Linked DNA regions of Homo sapiens: region 2 is linked to region 1. The links are chromatin loops, found by intact Hi-C in ENCODE. Cell type or tissue: mammary epithelial cell. All regions are shown on one strand.

Evidence for each region. A loop is a pair of places that touch in the nucleus more often than their neighbours do. Peaks named below come from ENCODE experiments on the same cell type or tissue, not always from the same donor. Only the 100,000 strongest peaks of a DNase experiment are listed, where the experiment ranks them.
Region 2: a loop joins it to region 1, with 7 times the contacts of the local background. A loop is called at or near these places in 7 of 110 quality-filtered maps.

What each region holds. Positions count from the first base shown.
Region 1 is chr2:102,310,172-102,318,171 of GRCh38, forward strand. IL1RL1 (interleukin 1 receptor like 1) reads left to right here and starts at 1,392. Exons shown (of 11, transcript NM_016232.5): 1 at 1,392-1,452. In mammary epithelial cell, no CTCF peak of the experiment used is centred here; DNase peaks (open chromatin) are centred at 3,080 and 7,710.
Region 2 is chr2:102,254,476-102,262,475 of GRCh38, forward strand. No RefSeq gene overlaps it. Among named protein-coding and RNA genes, the nearest start is that of IL1RL1, 53 kb to the right of the region's middle. In mammary epithelial cell, no CTCF peak of the experiment used is centred here; a DNase peak (open chromatin) is centred at 4,256; H3K27ac peaks cover 1,138 bases.

The DNA of each region.
Region 1 (8,000 bases):
TTTTGTTTGTTTGTTTGTTTTTGAGACAGAGTTTCGCTGTGTCACCAAGGCTGGAGCACCGTGGTGCAGTCTTGGCTCACTGCAACCTTTGACTCCCGGGTTCAAGCAATTCTCGTGCCTCAGCCTCCTGAGTAGCTTGGATTAGAGGTGTGCACCATCACACGCAGCAAATTTTTGTATTTTAGTAGAGACGGGGTTTCACCATGTTGGCCAGGATGTTGGGATTACAGGCGTGAGCTACCATGCCCTGCCAGAAGGTTTGTTTTTATTTTAAACACAATTGTGCTGGGTGTGATAGGATGGGTATATGATAGAGCAGAAAATCACTAGTATTTCATCAATATGGATAGCATCCTCCATAGGTTACTGATTTAATATTGACAACAATACCCTTCACACGAGAGAGAGGTTAGAGAATTTGCCCAAAGTCAAGCAGCTGGGAAGAGGAAAACTAGGCTGTGCTCTCCCTAAATCTCATGCTCTATTATATTAGGGAAGACTCTGGCAGATGGCACATCCTGATTATTTGAAAGTCACCAATATTTTTAGAAATTGCATAGATAATTAAGGTTAGTTTATCCAGAATTCTAATAATTGCAGCACATGTCCATAAATCTCTATTACAACCACCTGAGATAGGCCATCTCGGGCATGTGGAAAAAGCCCAGGTATAGACACTTTGGATCCTGGATTTCCCTTGTACTGGCTGCTACCTTGGGTAAGGTAATTCTCCTCTCTGAAGCTCCTGTCAGCTTCTGAGGATTGCGTGGGATAGCACATACCAAATTACTGCACACAGAGCCTGGTGTACACTTAAGCACACGAGATGTGTCAAAGTTTTCAAAAACATTGCCAACGAGGCATCAGTTACAAAACTTGCTGCAGAGTGAGCTGATATTGTGCCACTGCACTCCAGCCTGGGTGACACAGTGAGGCTTTGCCTCAAAAAAAAAAAAAAAAAAAAAAGAAAGAAACACCAAATAAGCAACTTGCTGCAGAAATGGGTACTCTTGTTCTAGAAATGTGACTATAGGGAAGTTACAACTACCAACTCGCGTTAAGGGAAATGAGTGACCTGCCACCTACATGGTGTTAGGGAGGTTTTGCTGAGAAAGTCACTCATGAAGAAGGCAAAATATAGTTAAGACAAAATGTAACTATCTATAGAGATAAGGTAAAAATTGGAAATAGAACTTCATTAAAGATCTTTCAAATAGGGAGAATGTGGTGAAAACTGCAGTTAACATTTGTTAACAGTGTGATCATCGGGTTCAGCTTATCAGTAACCTGGTTCCTGTCTCTTAACTGATAAAGAAAATGGGAGGTTTTTAAAGAGAGGCTGGCTGTTGTATTTAGTAAAGCTATAAAGCTGTAAGAGAAATTGGCTTTCTGAGTTGTGAAACTGTGGGCAGAAAGTTGAGGAAGAAAGAACTCAAGTACAACCCAATGAGGGTAAGTGGCTTTGGGGTATTTTTCAAAAATACTTTTATCTCAAAGGGAACAAAATTTTCACATACGAATTTAGGTCATTATAACAATAATATTCATTGTTATATTATTATAACATTATATGTTATAATAATATATAATATATATAATATATAATTGTTATAACATTATAACAATTATATATTATATATAATACAATTATATAATATATATTATATAATTGTAATATATAATATAATTATATAATATATATTATATAATATAATATATAATATATCATATATGTTATATATTTTATTATATAATATATATTATATATAATATTATATATAATATATATTATATATAATATTATATATAATATATATTATATATAATATATTTATATATATTATATATAATATATATTATATATTAAATATTATATATATAATATATATAACATTATTGTTATAATGTTATAACATTATTATATATTAAATATAATATATATAATATTATATTTATATTGAGGAAAACATTCACTCAATGACAGAGGGAAGACTTAGCTTTCCAAACAATCTTCTGTTAAAAGAAAAACTTTAGCTGAATTAAATTTAAAGGAGTTTAATTGTGTTTTGGTGCCTTATGCAAATGAAGGGCCTATAATATAATATATAATGTAATATATATAACATTATAACAATAATAATCATTGTTATCAATTTTGCTTGTGAGAAAAGTAGTATTACCAATGGGAAAATCATGGTACAGATTGATGAAATCCCTTGAAATCTTGTTTGTGTAATATGGGACTTTGGTCCAACGTGTTGGAAAAGACCTGGTTGAGGGTAAGAAAGGATGGGAGCTTTATAGTATACACACAGAGTGCTCATATTCTGGAGTTATTCTTTCTGAAATCCACAAAATCCAGCAGTGTAATCTACTCAGATGGAGATGAAGGAAAAAAACAAAACAAATGAAGCAAGAAGCTGCTGGCCAAAAGGGGTGAGGAAGCAGGGTCATACCCATCTGCAAGAAGAAAATAGAGAACGGACATGAGAGGGGTGGATATGAGGATATGAGAAGGCCCTCTTGAGTGAGGGCCATTGTTTCTGGAGGGGTGGGGAGTGAATGACTGATGTAAGTTCAAGTTTGTTGCGGGTGCCTGCTTTGATCCTCTGCTTGGTGGCTCCATTCTTCTTCTCTCTGAAGGCTACTTCAACAGAGGGTGCAGAGGTAAACATAGCAGAACTGGCCCCCAAAGCTTTATCCACTGAATGTCAGTTTTTCCTTTAATTTCTTCCAGGCATAAGGAAATCGGAGGCATGTTTCTGTCTGGCTATAACAGTTCTCCTACTAGATCCTGAGGCCAAACTATTCACATGCCATTGTTCCTGAATACCATTGTGGACATAATCATCTAATTTTGGCTATTCCATGCAGAGGTTTGGAGACAGAAAGCTCTGGACTAATGCAGATCTGCATTTAATCCCTGCTCTTACACTTACTTGTTGCATGACCTTAAGCAACTCATCTATGTCTTTAAATCTTGAGTTTCTTGCTTACAAAGAGGTGACCAGCATATTAGTAATAATATCATGTTTAGAGGGTGGTTTCTGAAGGTTAAATGGGTGTAAGTGTTTAGTGCATTACTCAGCCAGCAGTCAACACTTAATGATGTCAGACCTCATCATTGTCCTTATTTTTTTTGTTCCACACTCTGGGAACTTTTATCTCTGCGCCCTGTAGATATGCTGCTGTGACTGCTGACTTGAATGTTACGGGATCCCCAGCAGGATCTGGGATTCTCTCTGTTCTTGAATGCGTTGTTTAGGTGAGGAGATTGATTCCAAGTTACTTTTCTACTTGGGTGCCTCTGTGTTTGGAGATGTGGCCGCATAGCTCAAGTGTATCTGGGGTGTCTTCAGTTTTCGGATACCTGTTTTTCCTCTAGGAGAATTCTTCCTCTATGTCCTTTAAAATATTTGTCCTATAATCACAAGGGTTTATATTTCTCTGCCCACTCCTCCATACTTCCTGGTTTTCTGGGAGTGCAGAGGCAGACAACTGCAAGGGAGAGCCCCGCAAGGATTTGGGTGATGACTTTGAGCCAGGCTGACATCCATGTCCAAGGGCAAATGCAGTCTGGTTGGGAGGATACAATGCAGGAGTCTTACAACAGTGGCGATGCCAACATTGTGGGAGCATGCATGTGTGTGTGCACGAGTGTGTGTGTGTGCGTGCACTTGCATGCGCGTGCATGTGCAGTAGGGTCCTACTACAGGTTGGTGGAAAAGATCCCTCTGGTTCTAGAACAAAAATCTAACAGCAACCAAGAGTCCAGTTCCAAGAAAGAGAAAGGAAAGGGCTAGTTAGGCAGGGCGTCTGGATTCTGAATAGGGGCTGAGGCCTTGGCTCAGACACAGAGGAGAATGGAGAAATGGGGTGATGACAGAGACATCTTTAAAATATTTGTGGGCCAAGGGTAGGATGGCTTCAACTTGTCTGGGATGTATTTGTCCTTAGCACGCTTGGAATAACATAGCAGCAGCAGCAGCAGTCGACACTTACTAAGACTGCTATGTGCCAGACCCTGAGACAAGCACTTTCCACACACCACATCCTGCCATTCTTATGATGATAGTGCTGTGAAGTAGGGATGAAACCAAGTCCTTGCTGACTCCAATCTTGTACTTCCAACCAATGCTTGTGAGGGCCCCAGGCCCCCTACAGCAAGACTAAACATGGACATATGTGTGGCTGGGCTGAGTCTGTGGGATTGGCTCTGGAGTTGGGTGTGTCTGAGCCCTGGGTAGAAAGGGATGCTATCCTAATGAAAAAACACAGAATAAAGATAGTGTCCACCAAGATGTAACTGAGATTTAAAGAAGACTTGATAACTTATCAGTTGGGTGGGTAGTCTTGAATTTCAACAACTGCAGATCCTATCTAAGACCACTTTTGTCTTGTGACAACTTAGTTAAACATGACTTTAGTGTGGATATCAGTGGCCAATTTTGAGCCCATTCTATGATTGGAACAAAGGCTTCCCTGTCATAGGTGAGTGACAACTATCTGGTCTGGTGGTACAGGGGTAAAAGAATTTACTAAGACAGTTGTAGATAAAGAAAGGCAGATTTATTAGAGAAAGTATGAAAATACATTACAAGGTTGCAATGGGCAGCACAGCCAGAGAGGAGCTGACTGCAAAGAAACAAAGGCTTGCTGGATATTTATAGGATAGTTCCTGGGCTCCAGGGGGCTATATGCAGTACTGATAATGCCAAGGTTGTAGTGAGCTAACTTGCAGGTGTCTGGTGATAGTTGGGTGCTGGAAGATTCTGAGTTATTTGCTCAGAAGAGCTGTGTGTCCTGGGCCATGAAGAAAGGCAAACTTACAGTTTATCTGCTTTCTGTCTTTGCTTTCCCTTGGTACTGCTAGTCTGACTTTTTTTTCCCTAATTAGGATTCCGCACATCCTATGCCTGTCTCTCAGGAGCCTTGCAGTCAAAGTGTGATGGAGTGTCTGAGGGCCGAGTCATTGAGTAATGGGGCCTCTGCCCTCTCAGCCCCACTGCCACCCAACTGAGGCTTCCTGGATGAGGGTGTATGCCGTGGGGAAAAGGAGTGGGATGATGTGGATCCCCCTGGGGTTGCAGGTCATCCTCCCAAATCCCCACTCTCCCTGTCTACCCACAGGACCAGTCAGCATTTCTCTAATTCCTCTTCACTCTGGGGCATTATGATCAGAAAATATCATGTACCTTTTGCTGCAATCTTGGCTGAAAGAACCTCACACTATACTTGAATGTCTTTGATTTACCATCTGAGCAGAGATCTCAAACTATAAAGAAAATCAGAGTCTCTTGATGCCCATGTTCAGGACAAGTTTTCTTGGATTTCATGACTCTTTAGGAACAGTGAGCTTATGGGTAAAGACCGAGACTTTAGTGAGGAATTCCCTCATCATTTTTCTCTTCTTGAGCAAAACCTTGTCTGATTTGGGGTTGTAATGTGCAAAATTATTTTCTTTTCATTTCACCTTTTTTTCTTAAGTAGTGGTTTCTGGAAATCTGAGCTGCTTTGTGCACCCTGACTAGTCTGTGCCAGATCACGAACGTACACACCAACTCTCAAGACACCAGAAAAATCACCCTTTAGAGGAATTATCTAGAAAACTAGCCCCTATGCAAAGTGAATAACCTTTTCAAAATATAATCTACATTAAGACTTTTGAAACTAACACATTCCTCAATCATAGCAACCAAATGAATTACTTAAAGTGGGTTTGGTTCCTGCTTTCATTAAGGGAGTATTTTCAGGAAATTAGAGGTCTAATGTAAACATGGATCCTTTAGGTTTTTCCATTTTCTTTGTCTTCAGGCTGTTTGCTGCCACTTTCATCCTCCCCTTATCTCAGTCTGCCAGTGATGGTTTGTGCCTCTGGTCGCTGGGTCAGATCCAGGACTAATTCACTCACCTCTGATTTCTAGTTCCACCCTTATGACGAAAGCATTCTTAAATCTGATATTCACATAAAAAAGGATTTGATTGTCTTTGGCATGTCTCTGCAGTTAGTTAATCATGTCTTGAGCACAGAAAAATGGGAAGAAAATGGAAATAAGATTTCTTTGATAGGAGGAGTCCTGCTAAGACTTGTCTGTCCCTGAGCTGAGATATGCTAATTTACCTTAAATCTTTCCATAAACCACATTCTGAATTCCAGTTTATAAATCTTTATCTTATTTCCCGAACCTCATCTCATACTTTTTATGTAATCTGGTGGGCATAGATATTCTCTTGGTGAACCTGAGGAAATCTAGAATGACAAAGGATCTAAAATAAGTAACACAGTTGCTCAAGTTCCTGGGCCCTATGGTAGAATTTCCTTCTTCAGAGAAGGGGAGAACAAGGTAGATAAAGAAAGGAGCATTTCATCTTGCAGCAGCTTGGAAGATAGCTGGGAGTTTAATTTTTATAAAAAAGAAAGCAATCAAACCATCCAATACAGCCCATTTTCAACCAAAAGTATTTCAGAATTACCTGGAGATTTATCTAAAATTATGTAAAAATTACCTAGAATTACCTAAAAAAATTGTACAATTTCATTTCCCTTCTGTTACATGATATGGATACCCAGCTACTATTTATTAGTAGTAGATACAGACTATTTAAGAGACAAAATATTATATTCCAAAAAGTGTGACCCTTAGAAACCAAAATTCCAAAGAAGAGTTCTTGTAATTGGCAAGGCTGGCTCTGATTGAGTGTCAAACTTCCTGTACAATGATGGATCAACTTAGAAATTTGATAGATTCAAAGCATTCTGAAATTGTACAACTCGCTCAGCACTTGTATTATTTACATGTCTTCTGTTATTTTCCATTGAATGATGTTTTCATGTATACTCAGCTGCTTATAAGGGCAATATTTTAAAATCAGAGCAATTTCTTTAAAATTAAAATGTTTCAGCCCAGCATGGTGGCTCACGCCTGTAATTCCAGCACTTTGGGAGGCCGAGGCAGGTGGATCATGAGGTCAGGAGATCGAGACCATCCTGGCTAACACGGTGAAACCCCATCTCTAGTAAAAATACAAAAAATTAACTGGGCGTGGTGGTGGGCGCCTGTAGTCCCAGCTACTCGGGAGGCTGAGGCAGGAGAATGGCGTGAACCCAGGAGGTGGAGCTTGCAGTAAGCCCAGATGGCGCCACCGCACTCCAGCCTGGGTGACAGAGCCGGACTCTGTCTCAAAAAAAAAAGTTTCAGCAAAATACTTTTTAAAATGCACTGTAATTACCCTAACAATATTACACTGTTACAGATAGTTTAAGAATAATAAAAAATGTAATTCATAAACTCACTCCTTTAATACAACAAACCTGATTAATGTTCTGTGTTCCTTATTAGACTTTCTCCCATGTATAGCTTTACAAAGTGGTAGTTGATGAGTAAGTACAATTTGTGATATTTTTTTCACGTGAGAACAAACTCAATATGTCAATTACTTCATAGATTTTTAATTTATAAAAATTTTCTCATATCTCTTATAAAAATAAAAAAAGATTTGATTTCAGTAAACACACATTTGGAGAGAAAGTTGATCCTCATATAAACTCAACCATAGACCATTCAGTGTGTTGCAAGTTATAAATGCCATGGAGGAAAAAAATCAAGCAGAGTTAGGAAGATTGGGAGCACAGGGTTAGTTGGTCAAAGGGTGGGAGAGGATAGACCTCATTAAGAAAGTGGCAGACCTCATTGAGAAAGTGAGGGAGTGAGTCACACAGACACCTGGAGGAAGAAAATGCAAGAGAGGGTAAACAGTTGCTGCAACACCCTGAGGTGGGAGCAGGCTCGGGAGGCCAAGCAACAGGAAGGACAAAAGTGCACGTGTTGTGTAGTTAAGATTGGGGGTGTAGCAGGATGTAAATCAGAGAGGTGAGAGGTGACAGACCCCCAGGGGGTCTTCTTGTTCATTGCAAGCAATTTGGCTTTTGTTGGGTAAAGCAGAGGTTTGAAGAGAGGAGTAATTTGAAAGGATCACTCTAGCTTCTGCTTTGAAAATCA
Region 2 (8,000 bases), 56 kb before region 1:
GCATAAAATCATGAGAAGTGTTCAGAGCCCCACAAAGACTTCAATTTCTCAAAACATGAAGTCAAGAATGAAGAGGGGACTAGAAGGTGGAGGTTGGGGTGAAGAACTCAAGAACGAGGAGAGGGAGAAGGGTGTGGGAGCCTTGAACAGGCACAGCTGGAGAAAGACTTAGTGGTATTACATTTTTAAAGATTTCTCTGCTCATAAATACTTGAAAAAAAACTTGAAAATGCAAAAAGCACAAAGAAGTCATCCCCAATCCTGGAATATAGGCATAAACACAGACTATTTTTATTTTATAATGTATTTTAACATCTGACAATACCAGCCACCTTTATCGTTATACTTTTGTCTACACTTTCTTGACTCTTTTTGTTCATTCATTAGTGTCTTAAGTTTCTATTGGTATTTTGATTTTAATTGTTTTGAATTTATGCTAACTTACAATTTTATGCCTCTCTAGAAACAGGTACTATCTCTTAATACAATATTTCTCTAATATCTCTTAATATAACAGTACTTTTTCACATAGATCCTGGCTTAAGTTTCTTTAAAATTTCTTCTCAGAAATTGTTTTGTTGTTGCTATTGGGAATGTTTTTTTCCATTTTTTTTTCTCATAGTTACTTCCAGGCTGATGAAATCCTGGTTTTTCTACTTTTATTTTAACTTGTCAACTGCTGTTTATTTTATTTTATTGGCAGATTTATTTTGTTTATATAGACAATCATAACCGGAAATAGTAATAAACTTGTCTTTTTCTTTCCATTATTTGTGGAGTTTGTTTCTTTTTTCTGTCTAATTTTTAGACTGTCTAAAATTTTGCTTAATAGGAATGAGAGGGGACATATCTCTATGGTTTTACTCTTAGCTATGATGTTGGCTGTTTTTATTTTCTTTAAAAATTTTAATTATTTTACATTTAAATTGTTTTAAATTAAATGATCTTCTAGGCTTAGTTGACTAAAAGCTTTAAGTTTTGAAAATTTGTATTGAATTTTGTCATAGGAGTCTTCGGCATATATTAAGATGATTATATGATTTTTCTTCTTTGACTTTTTGGTATGATGAAGCATATTGATACATTTCCTGATATTAAGCCATCTTTGAATTCCTGAGTATACAGTGTACTTATATTTGTTAATGTGCTTCATTTATCTAATTTTATTTGGAATTTTCATTTATATTTGCAAATGAAATTACGAATGAATGTTTACATTTACTAACTCTGTCCTGTAGAAATTATGCTGGCTTGCCAGGTGTGGTGACTCACACCTGTAATCCCAGCACTTTGGGAGGCTGAGGTGGGTGGATCACCTGAGGTCAGGAGTTCAAGACCAGCCTGGCCAACATGGTGAAACCCCATCTCTACTAAACAAAACAAAACAAAAACAACAAAGAAACAACAACAACAAAGTAGCCAGGCATGGTGGCAGGCACCTGTAATCCCAGCTACTTGGGAGGCTGAGACAGGAAAATCGCTTGAACCCAGGAGGTGAAGGTTGCAGTGAGCTAAGAAAGCACCATTGCACTCCAGCCTAGGTGACAAGAGTGAAACTCTGTCTCAAAAAAAAAAAAAAAAAAAAAAGAAAAGAAAAGAAATTATGCTGGCTTTATAAAGCAAATTACAAACCTTTTCATCTTTTAATAAGCTCTGGCAGTGTTAATATAGGCTGGAAATTATTTCTTCTTTACAGATGTGAAGGCAATTATCTGAGTCAGGTACTACTTTGGTGATTATTCTTAAATTATATTTGTTATTTCTAACACATTTATTGATTTGATTCTTTTTTATTTCTTTAATAATAAATAAAAGTTTGGTAATTTACTCTTATCTAGAAATAATGCACATATAATTTTCTAATTAATTACTATATGGAGATATAATCTTTCTAAAAGCAGTTAATGTTCTGAATGTATATTGTTCTTTGTTTCATCTCTAACTTTGTTTACTTTCACTTTCACTTCTCCCTCCTGTGACTTAACTAGGCAGAGATGCCTATTTTACCATCTACCCTCTATTCCACTTGAATTTATCAATGCAAACATTTTCTCTTAACCAATTAATTTTATCTTTAAGTCCTTCTCCCTCTTTTTTTTCAAGTTTATTTGTGACTCTCATGATTGTTTTCTAAATTCTCAGGATAAGTACTTAGCAACTTCATTCAAATACTTTATTTTTTTTTTTTAAGAATTAAACAATTGCCCTCCCAGTACAGCTTTGGCTGTATTCCAGAAGTTTGCTATGCAGCGTTCTTCTGGGTATTTTATTAATATTGAGATACTTAAGTTTTGATTTTTGATTTTTGAGTTTCATTTTAAACAATGTTGTTGCCTTTCTTTTTTCCTAGCGGTTCAGTTTGTTTGCATGTAACATTGTTAATTATTTCTAGCTATATTTCATGGTAATCAGAAAACAGAGTCTTTACCAATCATAATATAATGTTAAGTAACCTCTTGGCATAACTACTGTACTTCTACTGGCATTAGAAGCAAGATGATAATTTTCCTATTATAACTTTAGTGTCCAGTTTCCACATTCTCACATTTCTTTACTCACCAATTGTTAACTGTACGGGACAATGTTGAGCCAAGCATGACGGGGACATAATTGAGGACTGCAGTTAATGTGCTGTTGCCAGAGAGCAAATGTAAAAGGGATCTTCACCATTAGCCTGTCTCACCCTTTGCCCCTCCGCGCTTAGGGGCTGGTAAGGGTACTGTCACCTCAGGGGCAAGAGATGATGAGGATTTGGGCTATAGGTGTTGAGGATTTGGGACTCTGTTGTAAGTAGAAGCTGGCTAGGATGGCTGAGGGTTCAATCTCCTTGGTGGAAGACCCAGGGAGACTGTGGCAGTGAGGGGTGAGTCTCAGGGAGGTGAGTTGCTACCCATACAAGCAAAGCTGCTTCTGGAGGGCACACTCAGGATATCACAGAGGAGTCTGGGGTCCCCGTCTTGGTGTCTGGAATGAGCACTGGGTCAGGAGCTGATCGAGTGTATGCCTCTGTCTGCCCTGGTCTTGCTGGCCATTAGCAATGCCACTATGTGGAGTCACTCTCTTTCCTTAGGGCAATCAACACTTTTTCCCTTTTTCCCCTAAACCTACCCTTCTAAGGAAGACACTGTTGGTGCTTCAGAGGTGGTGTGACTTTCTAAATGAGGATGGCCTCTCAAGAAAACCCATGTGATTTTTTATCCTAACTTATCTTACATCATAGTAGAAACTTCTCTCATTTTAAAGGACTGCTGCTAGCACACAAACTCAAGTTCAATTTCTGGGTAGTGTCCCTCTGGTAGGGTCACTCATTACAAAAGAATAAAGAAATATTTCCTGCATCTTTATTTTCTCTTATGTTGGGGCCACAACAAAATAATCACATTTATGCCTTTAAGCTTCTAACTGCACCCTAGTTGATTTGCTATTTGTATATTCTTCTCTAATATTGTATGTGCCTGTTTAACCATCTCTGAGCACTCTTTTCCTAAAATGTACATTCCTACACAAAGCTAATATCCCATTGCCTATTAAAAAGTATCCAAAATTTATTGAGAAGAATGTCATTTGCATTTAAAAAGTCAACTCCTTGCCTGGCAATCTAAGACCCTTCTCCCTTATCCTGCTCATAATTCTACTGTCTATCATTAGTTCTTTTCAGCTAATCATGCTCCAGGGGACATGATGACATTTGGCAACTGGAGATCAGTTTCATGGAGGTCGGGTCCTGTTACATATCCCACAATGTGCAGAACAGCTGCCGCCCACAACAAAGAAGTGCCAGGCCCCAATGTCAATAGTTCTGAGGCTGAGAAAACCTGCTCTAGACAATGAGGGAAAGGGATGCCCTCAGAACCACCTGGGGGATTCCCACCAAATGATTCTGATGTGCCCCATTCCTGGTTTAGCATAACTGTCCTGGAACAGAGTAAGTTCATCTCCTGAATGAAGTTACTCTCGTTTCTCCAAACACCATTAACTGCTCTTTCCTTTGGCTTAATTATATCACTGTAGAATGGTTTCCAGGAATGGCAATTTTCTTTGATTCTCTCCTACATGCACACTCTTTCCATTGGAGGGTCTCCTTTGGGAAGATTAAGTGATGTGAGAAGCATGCAGAGCACCTGCCTCGTCACCCAGAGTGTGAGATCCTCCATGAAAGGGAGTCTACTCTCCTTCCTTTTTCTGTAGTTTAAGCACTTTGGAATCTGAGGCCATGCCTCATGCAACTCACAGCAACACAGGAAGGCACTCATCTACAGAGTCACCCAGTGAGTCATTCATACTAAAGTAATATCTCTTTTCATTTCACCATCAGGAGTAGTAATGTGGATTCAGTAACAGGCAAGTAACACTCTCAAAACCACAAGTATCTCCTGAGAGCAGCAAATAACAGAGTTAAAAACTTTCCTTTCTGAGAACATTGCCTTTCTCAGAAACGAAGGTGCTAAAATCACTTTTTCTTGTAAAGTGGTGATTGGAAGTAACCATTGATCACAAATGCTAATTCAGCTTCTCTAAAAGACATGTCATCTCAGACATGGTCTCTAGGCTATTGTACCCTTCCTCTCACCAAACACACATGCAGGTAATCCTCTCCATGTGCTCAAGTCTGGAGAAATGATATATCTCACAAGTTTACACCTTTTCTTTAACTGAAATAAATGTAACCTGAAATCAACACAAAATCCAACCATGTCTTACTGTTATTCACTAAAGGTTCTTAGAACCACAAGATTACAGTATTTTGTGGCTACTGGGAGGTATTTTCATTTCTTTTTCACAAAAAGACCCAGTTATTTGACTGGTACCATCAGGGTTGATTTTTGTGTAAAATTGTGTTTTAGTGTCTCTTACACCCCACACATACATAGTTAATTTATCAGGGTCCTTGTTATTATCTCCTCTTCTTTGTAAAGTTAGACTTAAAAATATACAAGTTTTGAAATGAACAAATGGCTGTGAATTGATTGGCTGAGAATGGTTTCTTCATGGAATAGAAGAAAGACAAGCGCTCTTTTCACTCTGTGTTCTTAAACAGTCTTCATGCTTAGAATATGATTTTAAATTTAAATACCTAGTTCTCCTATCCATAATTAACTTGAAATGATTACTACTTAATTTTCCACCTGAATACATCATTTTCTTTTCCTTTATCTTTTGGATACATTTTTATTTGTGTACCTTCCATGGGTCAATTTAGGAAAGTTATGTACCTTCTTTGGCCCTTAGTTTCCTCAAATCCAGAGTGAGGGGTTTTGACTACATTAGTGGTTCTCAAACCTGACTGCACAGAATAATTAACTGAGGAGCTTGAGGAAATACATAATGCCCAGTTGATTCTGAGTGAGACCCACGGGGCAGATCAACTCTTAGATTATTTCCAACCTTAAAATTCTGTGCTCTGACAATACCCATTCTGGCGAGGCTGGTGAAATTGGCGAGCCATTGATCTCAAATGGAATGGTTAGCTTGGTGATTCCAGTGGCCCGTTTCATTACAGGTATCAAAAAATCTTTAAAAAGTACCTAACTTTGGGCCAGGCATGGTGGCTCACACCTGTAATCCCAGCACTTTGGGAGCCTAAGGCAGGAGGATTGCTTGAGCCCAGGAGTTCGAGACCAGCCTGAGCAATATAGTGGGACCCTGTCTCTACAAAAAGTTTAAAAATTAACCAGATGTGATGGAGCCCGGGGTATCAAGGCTATAGTGAGCCATGATTGCACCACTGCACTCCAACCTGGGTGACAGACAGAGTGATACCCTGTCACAAAAAAAAAAAAAAAGAAAGAAAGAAAGAAAAAGAAAAAAAAAAGAAAAGAAAACAACACCTAATTTTTGACCCTGCAGTTCTACTTCTAGGCATTTATTCTTAAGAGATTATTAATGGTGTGCCAGATATCTAGTTATAATGATGTTGACTCCAGTGTTATATAAAACAGAAAAAATGAAATTCGGTAATATTTAAATAAATTATGGTACAAGCATACAATAAAATATGATGCAGACATTAAAATAATGTTAAAGAAAAGTATTTATGTCATGGGAAACTATTTATAGTATAACACATGAAAAAGTTGGTAATTTATTTTAAAAATTAATAATGTGGCCAGGCACAGTGGCTCATGCCTGTAATCCCTGCACTTTAGGAGGCCAAGGCGGGCAGATCACCTGAGGTCAAGAGTTTGAGACCAGCTTGGCCAACATGATGAGACCCCATCTCTACTAAAAATACAAAAAAATTAGCCGGCTGTGGTGGCATGCGCCTGTAATCCCAACTACTCGGGAGGCTGAGGTGGAAGAATCTCTTGAACCTGGGAGGCGGAGGTTGCAGTAAGCCAAGATCACACCACTGCACTCCAACTGGGACAGCAAGAGTGAAACTCCATCTCAAAAAAAAAAAAAAAAAAAATATATATATATATATATAGAATAACATTTGTAAGGTTATAGAGCAAAATGATGACAAAGGTTTGAGTGGTGGGATTACAAGTAATTTTGATTTCTCTCTTTTTTGGTTATGTTTTCTATGACTACTATTATTGCTTTAATTAGGGTTATTTTAAAATCATTCTCTAATCTAGCTCCTTCTAGATATGCATGTTTAAGCCTTAAACTCTTCTCTACACCTTTGTGTCCCAAACTGCACCGCTATAGTGCTTAGCTACAATCCCAGGTTTACAAGAAGTACTGAACTCAAACCAGCAAACATGGGTGGGCTCCACTCAGGGTCCTGACCTAAGGTCATCGAACACAAATGGAGGAGGCAGATTCCTTATCAAGAGTACAATCCAAGACAAACTGACATAAGTGCTCTATAAATGTGTAACCAGGATGCAGGACTCAAAGGGAAGTCCCAAGCCAGGAGGAATGCACAGAGCCCTCCCAAACCAAGTGACATCGGAGAATGAGAAGGTTTCCCCTGGCAGAGAATGGGAGGACAAAGGGCTGTAGAGATAATGGGAACATAAACACTGATTTCTTAATGTACACGGCATATTTGGGAAAAATAGAAGATTTGGGCCCGAGTGTCAAGTATGAGGATAAAATGCATGTGTTGAAGAAGAAATCTGGGGAAGTCCCAGCCCTTACTGTACCTTTGTGTGAAAAGAAAGGTACCTCCTTTGCAGAGAAAAGTACCTCCTTCTCTGAGCAGACTCAAGCTCAGCCCAGGTCGTGGGACGAACTTAGTGATTGGAGGATGGGTTGGGTTTTAGTTGCCACTTGCTCCATCAGCTGGACACACTCCTGCAGTGTACAAACTGAACAACGGCTCCTACCACAATGCTGTGAGGTAAGGATACAGAGCTCAAAGAAGGTAAATAATTTGCCCATATTTTGAGCAAGGACATGCATCCAGAGTGAAGACTCTTAAGCAATGAATGTGGACATGATTCCATGGGCTGTGGGAACCATTGCTGGTTATTGAGGAGGAAATGAAATTGAATGCACTAAGACTAGGGCACACATGGAGAATAAACAGGAAGCTATTGAACGCTCCTGGTGAGACATGATGAGACCTGAATTTGGACAGTGGTAGTGAGTAATGAAAGAAGTGAAGAAGTGTGATGGATATTTTGTAGGTAGCATGAGTGAATTTGCAGGTGAGGTGAAGTGAGGAGGGGGAGAAGGAAGACTGGCTTGATATGGGTCTTGAAGCCATCGGCATTTGCTGATAGTTGAAATTATGAGAATTTATGAGAGTCTCTAGAAAGAGAAGGAAAGACAGATCCTTAGAAAATGCCTACATTTAAGAGGAATCAGTGAATGAACCCAAAAATAGCAATCAGAGTGAGGGAAGGGACACAAAGAAGAAAGTAGGGTGTCATGGAGGCCAAGAGTAGAGTGTCAAAGAGGAAGTGGTCAAAGTGTCAAATGGCACCAGTGTAGAACAGATGAGAGCTGAGAAGATTTCATTAGCAAGTCAGTCAGAAGGCAATCCATTACCTTCAATGAGCAGTTCAAACCCCAAGGTTCCAGGGGGTAGGTGTGTGGTGGGGGCG